Linked DNA regions of Homo sapiens: region 1 is linked to region 2. A link is an interaction called in ENCODE POLR2A ChIA-PET data of the cell type or tissue named here. Cell type or tissue: MCF 10A. All regions are shown on one strand. Each heading gives the region's core, and the rest is flanking DNA. Links, peaks and the distances in the headings are about the cores only.

The links. Peaks named below come from ENCODE experiments on the same cell type or tissue, not always from the same donor. Only the 100,000 strongest peaks of a DNase experiment are listed, where the experiment ranks them.
Region 1: POLR2A ChIA-PET joins it to region 2 with 5 read pairs; 1 of 35 experiments calls an interaction of 5 or more read pairs at or near these places.

The regions. Positions count from the first base shown.
Region 1 is chr4:139,885,219-139,890,598 of GRCh38, reverse strand. MAML3 (mastermind like transcriptional coactivator 3) reads left to right here. Exons shown (of 5, transcript NM_018717.5): 2 at 1-1,242. Among named protein-coding and RNA genes, the nearest start is that of MGST2, 220 kb to the right of the region's middle. RefSeq lists an enhancer at 2,413-2,552. In MCF 10A, for the core only: no CTCF peak of the experiment used is centred there; DNase peaks (open chromatin) are centred at 1,188, 2,068 and 2,348.
Region 2 is chr4:139,293,438-139,298,817 of GRCh38, reverse strand. NDUFC1 (NADH:ubiquinone oxidoreductase subunit C1) reads left to right here. Exons shown (of 6, transcript NM_001184989.2): 2 at 1,375-1,433; 3 at 2,858-3,086; 4 at 3,672-3,775. The coding sequence starts at 3,020. Among named protein-coding and RNA genes, the nearest start is that of NAA15, 5.4 kb to the left of the region's middle. RefSeq lists an enhancer at 2,664-3,227. In MCF 10A, for the core only: a CTCF peak has its summit at 2,964 (motif pointing right); DNase peaks (open chromatin) are centred at 1,667, 2,967 and 3,787.

The sequences.
Region 1 (5,380 bases), core at 234-5,233, 590 kb before region 2:
GATGACCCTACTTGCATAGACACATCAGAAACATCTCTTTCAAATCAGAACAAGCTGTTCTCAGACATTAATCTGAATGATCAGGAGTGGCAAGAATTAATAGATGAATTGGCCAACACGGTTCCTGAGGATGACATACAGGACCTGTTCAACGAAGACTTTGAAGAGAAGAAGGAGCCAGAATTCTCGCAGCCAGCAACTGAGACCCCTCTCTCCCAGGAGAGTGCGAGCGTGAAGAGCGACCCCTCTCACTCTCCCTTCGCACATGTCTCCATGGGATCTCCCCAGGCGAGGCCTTCTTCTTCTGGTCCTCCCTTTTCTACTGTCTCCACGGCCACTAGTTTACCTTCTGTTGCCAGCACTCCCGCAGCTCCAAACCCTGCAAGCTCACCAGCAAACTGTGCTGTCCAGTCCCCTCAAACTCCAAACCAAGCCCACACTCCAGGCCAAGCTCCACCTCGGCCTGGAAATGGTTATCTCCTGAATCCGGCAGCAGTGACAGTGGCCGGTTCAGCGTCAGGGCCTGTGGCTGTGCCCAGCTCTGACATGTCTCCAGCAGAACAGCTCAAACAGATGGCTGCACAGCAGCAACAAAGGGCCAAACTCATGCAGCAGAAACAGCAACAGCAACAGCAGCAGCAGCAGCAGCAGCAGCAGCAGCAGCAGCAGCAGCAGCAGCAGCAGCAGCAACAGCACTCAAATCAGACTTCAAATTGGTCTCCCTTAGGACCTCCCTCTAGTCCATATGGAGCAGCTTTTACTGCAGAAAAACCAAATAGCCCAATGATGTACCCCCAAGCCTTTAACAACCAAAACCCTATAGTGCCTCCAATGGCAAACAACCTGCAGAAGACAACAATGAATAACTACCTCCCTCAGAATCACATGAATATGATCAATCAGCAGCCAAATAACTTGGGTACAAACTCCTTAAACAAACAGCACAATATTCTGACTTATGGCAACACTAAACCCCTGACCCACTTCAATGCAGACCTGAGTCAGAGGATGACACCACCAGTGGCCAACCCCAACAAAAACCCCTTGATGCCGTATATCCAGCAGCAGCAACAGCAGCAGCAACAGCAACAGCAGCAGCAGCAGCAGCAGCAGCCGCCACCTCCACAGCTCCAGGCCCCCAGGGCACACCTGAGCGAAGACCAGAAACGCCTGCTTCTCATGAAGCAGAAAGGAGTGATGAATCAGCCCATGGCTTACGCTGCACTTCCATCCCACGGTCAGGTAAGTGTGAAAGTGACACACTCTTCGAGCAGTTCTTGTGGTGCATTTCAGACTGTCGATGTGTGATGTTCTACAAGCTTCCACTGTAGTGGGGTCTAATTGCCTGCAGAAAACCTCTTTACACATCCTCAGGTAGTGGCCAGGTTTGGAGTGTTCTTTTTCCATTTCTCCTAAGAAATGGAAAAGGGTGGCATGATAAACTTTCGTGTATTTCAGTGTCTAGGAATCAAACTTCTTTTATTCCCAACTGCAGATAAGAATTACATAAAATTCTCACTCTGAGGGAGGGAGGCTGCAGAGGTCACTCCACCAAACACGGCACTACCTCTGTAGCTTCTCTCCCAGCTTGCATGATCCCAGGCTCTGGGTGGTGGGAAGCAGGGGACATTCAGGGCTGTCTACAACAGTTTTATAAGGCCCTGAGCAGCCTTCAGCTGTCCTACTGAATTATGAATAATGGGAAATTTGGCTTGTTGATATTCAAATATAGGAGAGCTTTCTGGATTTTCAAAGTGAAGTGGAGGGTAGATTTTTGTAGGACCTTATAATGTTTAAACACTTGCTGCTAGACTAGCAACAGTTAGAAGCTGGTTCAGTCTTCTTACTTGGGAGTGCAATGAAACCTCTCTGATACAATCAGCTCTATTTCAGGAAAATGTGATGGTGAATATATCTTAGTGCTGTATTAAAGTCTCTACTTTCCCACTGTCCTCCTTCATGGGAGGTTGGGCTCTTGGTATGCATGGTAAAAAATGAGCAGCAACCAGTCGGGAAGTGAATAGTCATTGACAAGCTTTTCAGTCTCTTCATCCTGACCAGTGGCAAACAGCCAAAGCTCCTTTAATATAACATTTGTTCTACCCTGAAGGAGAGAGTGGGGAAATGCCCATTAAAGCGACTCCCCCTGCCCTACATGGATGAATTCAAGAGAGATCATCTTACTGCCAGTTGCTGTGCTGTGCCTCAATTCTTCCAGGATGCAGACATGGTCATTTTACTTGGAGAATTTGCAGAAAAGTCTTTGCTTTAGAGGCCCTCATGTCTAAACAGGTTCTAACTAGTGCTTGGGTAGGTGTCCACAGTTGAGTACTTTAGAAGCACTGGGAAATAACGCAGGCAGATCTTGCCTCACTTGGTTATTTGCATCTTGTAGCTCCTGGAGTGCCCCACCCCACCCCCGAAACCCCAAGCTTGATGGAGCTGCAGGGCTGGAGGTGGTGCTGGCCTGCAGAGACAGGCCTGAGCTCTGTGGCTTCATTCTTGTCCTCAGCCTTACAACCCCCAAACCTCACAGTGGCTTCTTGTCTGCACATGCCAGCCGGCTCTAAAGATTCCGTCTGGATAAATAAAAGTATAACTTGGTTTACATTGACTGCAATCAGTAGCTACTAGAAAAATATCATTGAAATGTGAACTTCTATATATTATCTTAGTTTCATTAAGAATATATACCATTGGGGAGATAACAGCATTTTATATACTCCAGATTAAGTTCTGAAGCAGGCAGAAATATAGGCAATATACATGAATGTTTGTAGTAGCCCAGGCGTGTCAGAAGGTTTATGAGATCACAAGCTGTCAGAATGGTCTGTTGTTAATACAAATTGTGCTTCTACATTCGCTGTTCTTACACTAGCTACAGTAGAGTATTTCCTTCAAGCCAGACCAAAGATGAATAATTAATTCCAGTTCACAGGCTCTGCAGACATGTGAGTGCAATGATGCACCTATCCTCACCCCCACTAAATGTCTTTCAAAATGTGCCAACTTGGGACAAGTTCCTGTCTTTGCGGGAACATGAGTTTTAAGGGTACTTCTTTGAGGTCCTTATGCCTGCCTAACTATGTGTCACTGAAGCTGGTAGCTGCAGAGGTCATGTTTTGAAAGAGCTCAGTCAGCTGAAGAAGCAAAGTGATGTTTTTCTGGATTAAATCTGTGTGCTCCTCCTCTCTTCTCTCGTCTCACGAAGTATTTTCAGTGTGGACAGAATGTTCTTTTGTGAGTCCTCATTAGAATAATCACTTCTTAACCTCACAAAATCTCATCAGGTAAAAGCGTGCTTTTTAATGAAATATTAACTCACCACTGTTTGAAACGAGCTTCAAAATACATATATAAACATGTGAATGTCTTTCTGCAAACATATCATTTATTTCTTGTTTTTATCTGATTGTGAAGCAGTATTTACATAGTTCTCAGAATAGTTCATTACATTATATGCGGGTACATTCCACAAATACGAGCACGAATTACAGGTACGATATAAAATATAATTATACATAGGTTTAGTTCAGTTTCGTTTTCTGCTATTGCTAGTGAAAACTCACTTTATTCTTTGTTGATCACAATGACCATGATCAACATTTCGTTTTAATGAATGACTTCAGCAGCAAAGCCTTTTAGGCACGTTTATTTCAAGAAAATTGTCTTTTACAGATGTTTACTTATTTGGAACATTTGTATAAAATGCCATCTCAGAAATGAATAGGAATGCGCTTACTTCCTGTATATTTCAAAAAACAGGGAAACAAAAATAGAAACAAAAGATATTTCAAAATTTTGAATGTGTTTTATCTAGTAATTGCATTTCTCAGAATTTACATATTATTCTTTTTGATCAGATGGTTGAACAAAGATTATGCTCATGGTGTTACTTATGATAGTGAAAACTTTGATCCAAAAATAAGTATTTTGGAAAAATAAATACGTACATGACATTCATGATATAAATGAATGACTAATCATATGGAAATGCTCATAATATGAATAAAATAGATCATAAAACAATTATATGTTACAATCCAAATTGTGACTTTTAATATGTGTAGAAAAATACTGAATAACTAAAATGTTATTTTAGGAATTCTAAATACTGAATTCCTAAAATGTTAGGAATGATATTTATTTCTGGCTGGAAAAATTATGAGTGATTATTGTTTTCCTCTTTATATTTAACTGAATTTTCTAAACTTTCTATCATACATGTGTATTAATTCTACCCTCTGGGAAAATACTTTTTTAAGGAAGGGAAACTCCCTACTTAAAAAAGTTTACCCTTCGTTAATTCTTTTTTTAAAAAAATTCTTAGTTGAATTGATTTGCCAGTTGGATTGAGACAATATCATTATTTGCTATTCATTGACATATATTAGTTGTGAATCCCTGCTTTAGTGAGTAGTCCTAAAACCTGCCTCCCACACTCAGTTTCTTTTCCATTCTGTCTCCTAATCCCTTTACCATGTTCTCATTCCTAGAAAATTTTAGCTAAATTAGTGACAGTGAAAGTAGCAATAACATTTTTTACCATTAAAAGTTTTTGAATCTTCTCTGAGATATGTTCTTATATTATTTCTTTGTTCTTATATTATTTCTTTATTCCCTTTACTTTTTTTCTCTTTCTTTTTTTTTTTTTTTTTTTTTTTTTGAGACGGAGTCTTGCCCTGTCGCCCAGGCTGGAGTGCAGTGGCGCGATCTCTGCTCACTGCAAACTCCACCTCCCGGGTTCACGCCATTCTCCTGCCTCAGCCTCCCGAGTAGCTGGGACTACAGGCGCCTGCCGGCACGCCTGGCTAATTTTTTTTTTTTTTTTGTATGTTTAGTAGAGACAGGGTTTCACCGTGTTAGCCAGGATGGTCTCGATCTCCTGACCTCGTGATCCGCCCGCCTCAGCCTCCCAAATTACTGGGATTACAGGTGTGAGCCACGGCGCCCGGCCTACTTTTTTTTTTGTTTTAAAACCTTCTGGAACTTCTATTCATCATGGACTAAACCTCCCAGATTGTCTCTAATTTTCTTCTTACCAGCTTCACTTTTTAAACATTAATACATAATATTTACACATATTTATGGGGTACATGTGATATTTTGTTACAGGCATAGAATATGTAATGATCAAGTCAGGGTATTTAGGGCATCCATCACTGTATTTATTCTTTCTTTCTTTCTTTTTTTGAGAAAGAGTCTCACTTTGTTGCCCAGACTGGAGTGTAGTGGCACTATCATAGCTCACTGCAGCTTTGAATTCCTGGACTCAAGCCATCTTCCCACCTCATACCCCAAGCAGCTGGGACTACAGGCATGTGCCACCATACCTGGCTAATTTTTTTTTTTTAATTTTCAGTAGAGACAAGGTCTCACT
Region 2 (5,380 bases), core at 187-5,186:
CCTGTAGTCCCAGCTACTTTGTGGGCTTGGGTGGGAAGATTCCTTCGGCCCCAGAGGTCGAGACTGCAGTGAGCTGTGATGACACCTCTGCTCTCCGGCCTGGGCAACAGAGCTGAGACCTTGTTCCAAAAAAAAAAAAAGAATATAAAAGAAATTCATGTATTTGTCACCTAGATTTAACAAATGTTAACAATTTGCTATTGCTTCTGGGTTTTTTTTGTGTGTGTGTATAGACAGGATTTCTCAATGTTGCCCAGGCTACTCTTGAACTCCTGGGCTTAAGCAATCCACCCACCGCAGCCTCCCAAAGTGCTGGGATTATAGATGTGAGCCCCAACGCCCGGCCTGCTGCTGAATCTTTTTTTTTTTTTTTTTTTTTGAGACAGAGTTTCGCTCTTGTCGCCCAGGCTAGAGTGCAATGGTGCGATCTCAGCTCACCGCAACTCTGCCTCCTGGGTTCAAGCGATTTTCCTGCCTCAGCCTCCCGAGTAGCTGGAATTACAGGCATGCACCACCATGCCCGGCTAATTTTGTATTTTTAGTAGAGACAGGGTTTCTCCATGTTGGTCAGGCTGGTCTTGAACTCCCGACCTCAGGTGATCCGCCCGCCTCGGCCTCCCAAAGTGCTGGGATTACAGGCGTGAGCCAGGGCGCCCAGCTGCTGAGTCTTAAAAAATAAAAACTTATAGATACATCTTGGTGTGTGGGGAGGTGGGAGGTTGTTGGTTTTTTTCTTTTGTTTTGTTTTTGTGACAGGGTCTCACTGTGTCACCGAGGCTGGAGTACAGTGGCAGAGTCTTGGCTTACTGTAGCCTCACCTCCCAGGTCCAAGCGATCTTCCAACCTCAGCCTCCCGAGTAGCTGGAACCACAGACATGCACCACCACACCCAGCTAATTTTTTAAAAAATCATTTTGTAGAGATAGTTATCTACCTATGTTGCACAGGCCAGTCTTGACCTCCTGGACTCAGGCAATCCATTTACCTTGTTCTCACAAAGTGCTAGGATTAGAGGCCTGAGCCACTGTGACTGGCCCAAGTCCTAAGTTTGATTCATAGTATTCTCATGCATGCTGTATCAATAAAAATAGGGATTTTTTGTTTTGTTTTTTGCATTTTATACTGTTTTTCAATTCTTGCTCTTTTTTTACCTTCCTTGGGAGATGTGATTTTTTCCCAGTGGAAAAATCTTGGACTGAAACTTTGCTTTTCTAGCTGCTAACTCAAATCCTCTCTCTTTTCACCTGGATCATAAATAAGATTTTAGTGTTCAAATTCTGAAGATGCTTACATGAATGTTATGAAGCAACTTCTAACAAAATATTATAGATATTAGTTCCTAGCTGGAATTACTTAATCAGGATTCTTTTCTAGATGCAGTTTCACATACAGCTGGGTACTCCAAGTGTACAGTTCCCATCAGCTCTAATATGGTGAGAAAAATGTGCTTATACTTCATCACTTTCCCAAAATACACACTAGTAAAAGGATACAAGGGCCAAAGCTCTGAAAAAGAACAAAGCAGTCTTTCTCAATAGCAGTACTGAAATTAGTAATTTGCTTACTGGTTCTGAATACTCTGACTAAAGATAGCATCTGTTTCAACTTGTTGGATACTAGCAAAAGCTTCATCAGGACAAGCTTCCAACGGATGGTGTAGAAAGGATATACAACTGACAGGTTGCTGAGTGGACAATAAGTGGCGAACCAACAACTGGCTCAGCACATTCATTGGGTAGTTTACTTACTTGAGCATGAGTCCAGGAGGCTCAAACTAGGTTACAAACTAAAGTGACTCACAATTTAGCAATCCATTTAGCCACCATTTGCATGTTAAAATGAGCCAGAAAACACAGTGCAATTAATTGACTTTTTGGTCAATAATTTTTGGTTAAAAAAGATCTTAAAATAACATTGCTAAAGAGAATATAGGAGATTTGCTAACATTTATTTTGGTTTTAAAATTAATGACATAAAGTTTAAAGGATTAGTTTTAAAGGGTCAAAATGTATTGTCTGTTACCTATAAATATTTTTACTGGTCTTTAGACATCAGATTGAACTGAATTGAATGTACAAAGATCTGGCTCAACTGTGCAAGATAAAACCTATTCCTCAGAACGATGTCTTTAATAGGCAAAACCAAATAAATTGTTTACTACTACCAGACACTTGTTTAAGCTTCTCAGCAACCCTATAGGTTTTATGTTACAGATGTAAAACTTAGGTATAGAGAGGTTAAGTAATTTGCCTAGAAATCATAGAGCTAAAAAGTGGTGAGCAGAATGGCTTTGAACGCTGATTCTACAGCTTATGGTCTAGGGTGGTCCAAGTCTGTTAGGTGGGCTAATGAGGATCACTAGATCTGGAGTCAGAAGACCTCAAACTGTATCCCACCTCTGCCATCTGTGTGATCTTAAGCCTACCTAAGGCACTAATTCTACTTCACAGGTTTGTGAGGCTTCAGTATGATCGTGAGTGTAAGTGGTAAGTGTTAAGAGATCTTTTCAACTGTAAAATATAATATGTCACCTTGGATGAGTAGCTGTCTTCTTTAAGCTTCATCTGTAAATTGAGGCTTATAACCACGGCATGATATGTGCTCGTTTTGAAGATGAAATAAGACAATGAATGTAAACCATATGATACATTAATGCACCGTGCCTGGACCACAGAATTCAATCCAAATGCTAGTTATTATTCAGCACGACACTTTTCTTTCTTCTGGCTCATGTAGGAAAATTTTAATAAACCTCTTGATGAATAGCCGTAGAGATGGGGTGAAAAACCCCCAGAGGACAGAGAATAGGTAAACTCTTTTTTCTTTTAATTATTTTCTTCCTAATTCCACTGTATAGACAGAAGGCTGAGGCCGGGGTGCTAGAGAACCTTGCCGTGCTGGAATTCACGTTGACGCCCCCACGGAGCTCTGCTGCAGAGCCCTCGAGTCCCGCACTTCCGGCCGCCAGGTGGCGCTGGTTCTGTTGCCAACTCGGAGAGACTGAGCTGGGCCACGCAAGATGGCGCCGTCCGCCTTGCTGCGTCCCCTTTCCCGGCTGCTGGCCCCCGCCAGGCTCCCGAGCGGCCGTGAGTATCCTCCTCGTGCAGGCCGACTCGACCCTCAGATTACCCCTCCTAAGGCGGACCCAGCCCACGGGTGCAGGAGGCGGCAGCGGCCCGGGTTCGTCCTGCAGTGACCTTCGCCGGCAGACGACCCAAGGCCCAGCCCACGCCTGTCCCCTACGCAGGGCTCTCTGCTCCCCATCACCCGCCTCTAGCACTTATCCAAGTTCAACCTGACCACTCTTGGCCTTTGTAAATGGACTTTGGGTCCTTGCCTTCCCCACCTCTGTACGTTAGGTCCCGTAAACCGGGAGAGGAGACACCCTCCCCGGGGCGCCCCTTACATGACCACTCCCGAGTCGTCTGAGGGTCCGCAAGCCCTTAAACGAGGCTTTGAAAGCCTCGGACAGGACAGGTGCGTCCTGTCTAACTCGCCAGTGGCCCTGGGCGAGGTACTTGATCTCTTTGAACCTCTATTTCCTTGGCTGTTTAAGTGGGAGATGGGGGAGTTGAAGGGAGAATTAAATGCGATAATACGCACGTAAATGTTAGGGTTTTTTCCCTACAAGGCAGTAAGTTACAAATTTACAGACCCTCTTCCCCTTTCAGCTTCAGTGCGATCAAAGTTCTACGTGCGAGAGCCGCCGAATGCCAAACCTGACTGGCTGAAAGTTGGGTTCACCTTGGGCACCACTGTCTTCTTGTGGATCTATGTAAGTACTTTACTCCCGGATGTCGTGAGACTACACCAGCGTGGTAAGGGAATGACATAACATTGCGAGATTGAATGGTGCTGTTATATGTTGTATGGCAGTGAAACTCTCATAACAGTAGGATATTTATATAATCGCTGATACGTATTTTTCCATAAGAGAAATCCCAAGGACTAAAAAGAAATTAAGATTTCAGCAACATTGAAAAAGTATGATGGGACTAAAATTTCTGTTATTGTTCCTTAACATGGTTTTGTAAGGAATGGCAGTTTTACTAAATAGTAATTATACTTTTTTTTTTTTTTTTTGAGATGGAGTCTCACTCTGTCTCCCAGGCTGGAGTGCAGTGGCGTGATCTCGGCTCACTGAAAGCTCTGCCTCGCGGGTTCACGCCATTCTCCTGCCTCAGCCTCCCAAGTAGCTAGGACTACAGGCGCCCGCCACCACGCCCGGCTAATTTTTGTATTGTTGGTAGAGACGGGGTTTCACCGTATTAGCCAGGATGGTCTCGATCTCCTGACCTATTGATCCGCCCGCCTCGGCCTCCCAAAGTGTTCTGATTACAGGCGTGAGCCACCACGCCCGGCAATAGTAATTATACTTTATTTCTTAATGAGAATTGAGGCTAATTGGAGTTTTATGAAGGTACCTTTTTCAGATGCTGTAAGGACAAACCAGCAGTGTGCAAGTTGTACAAATTGAATCCCAGTAGACTTCCATTAGGTTTTAATCAATGTTTGTATAAATACATTGTTGGAAATTGTACATAGTGTGTAGCGACCTTTTTAAAAAAATTTTCAGGCCGGACGTGGTGGCTCACACCTGTAATCCCAGCACTTTGGGAGGCCAAGGTGGGCGGATCACGAGGTCAAGAGATCCAGACCATCCTGGCTAACACAGTGAAACCTCGTCTCTACCAAAAATACAAAAAAAATTAGCCAGGTGTAGCGAAGGGCGCCTGTAGTCCCAGCTGTTCAGGAGGCTGAGACAGCAGAATGGTGTGAACCCGGGAGGTGGAGCTTGCAGTGAGCCGAGATCGTGCTACCGCACTCCAGCCTGGGAGATACAGCGAGACTCTGTCTCAAAAAAAAAAAAAAAAAAAAAAAAAAAAATTCACACCACATGCTTTACACATAAACTTGCGTTTAATCATTTCAACAACACTACGTGGCACCTACTATTGTTGACCCGTTACAGATAAGAAACACTTGGAGAAACTAGTTTGCTGAACCCAGTTCTCCTGACTTCAGAGGCCACACTATCCTAGAAAAGACTGTGAAACACTGCCTCTGTTGGGATAAAATTTCTTTTTAAAGTTAAAGTATCTGCTATATTAATATTTAAAATTTTGTTTTTTATCTAATGGGTTTGGGACTTCCTCCACTGTCCCCCAGCTCTAAGATATTTTAAATTTTCTTGTTGAAGTGGTTCAGATTTTTGACTTGGAAAGGGGTGAGAGATTTTGAGTCACTTACAACTTAATAGTAACTCATCTTTTTGAATAATGTTGCTTATAATGAATTTTATACATTCTTAATTTAAGGTTTTCTCTAACAAGAAGCTTAATTACTGCTGAGAGCACTAGTGATTGAACTTGGATCTTTG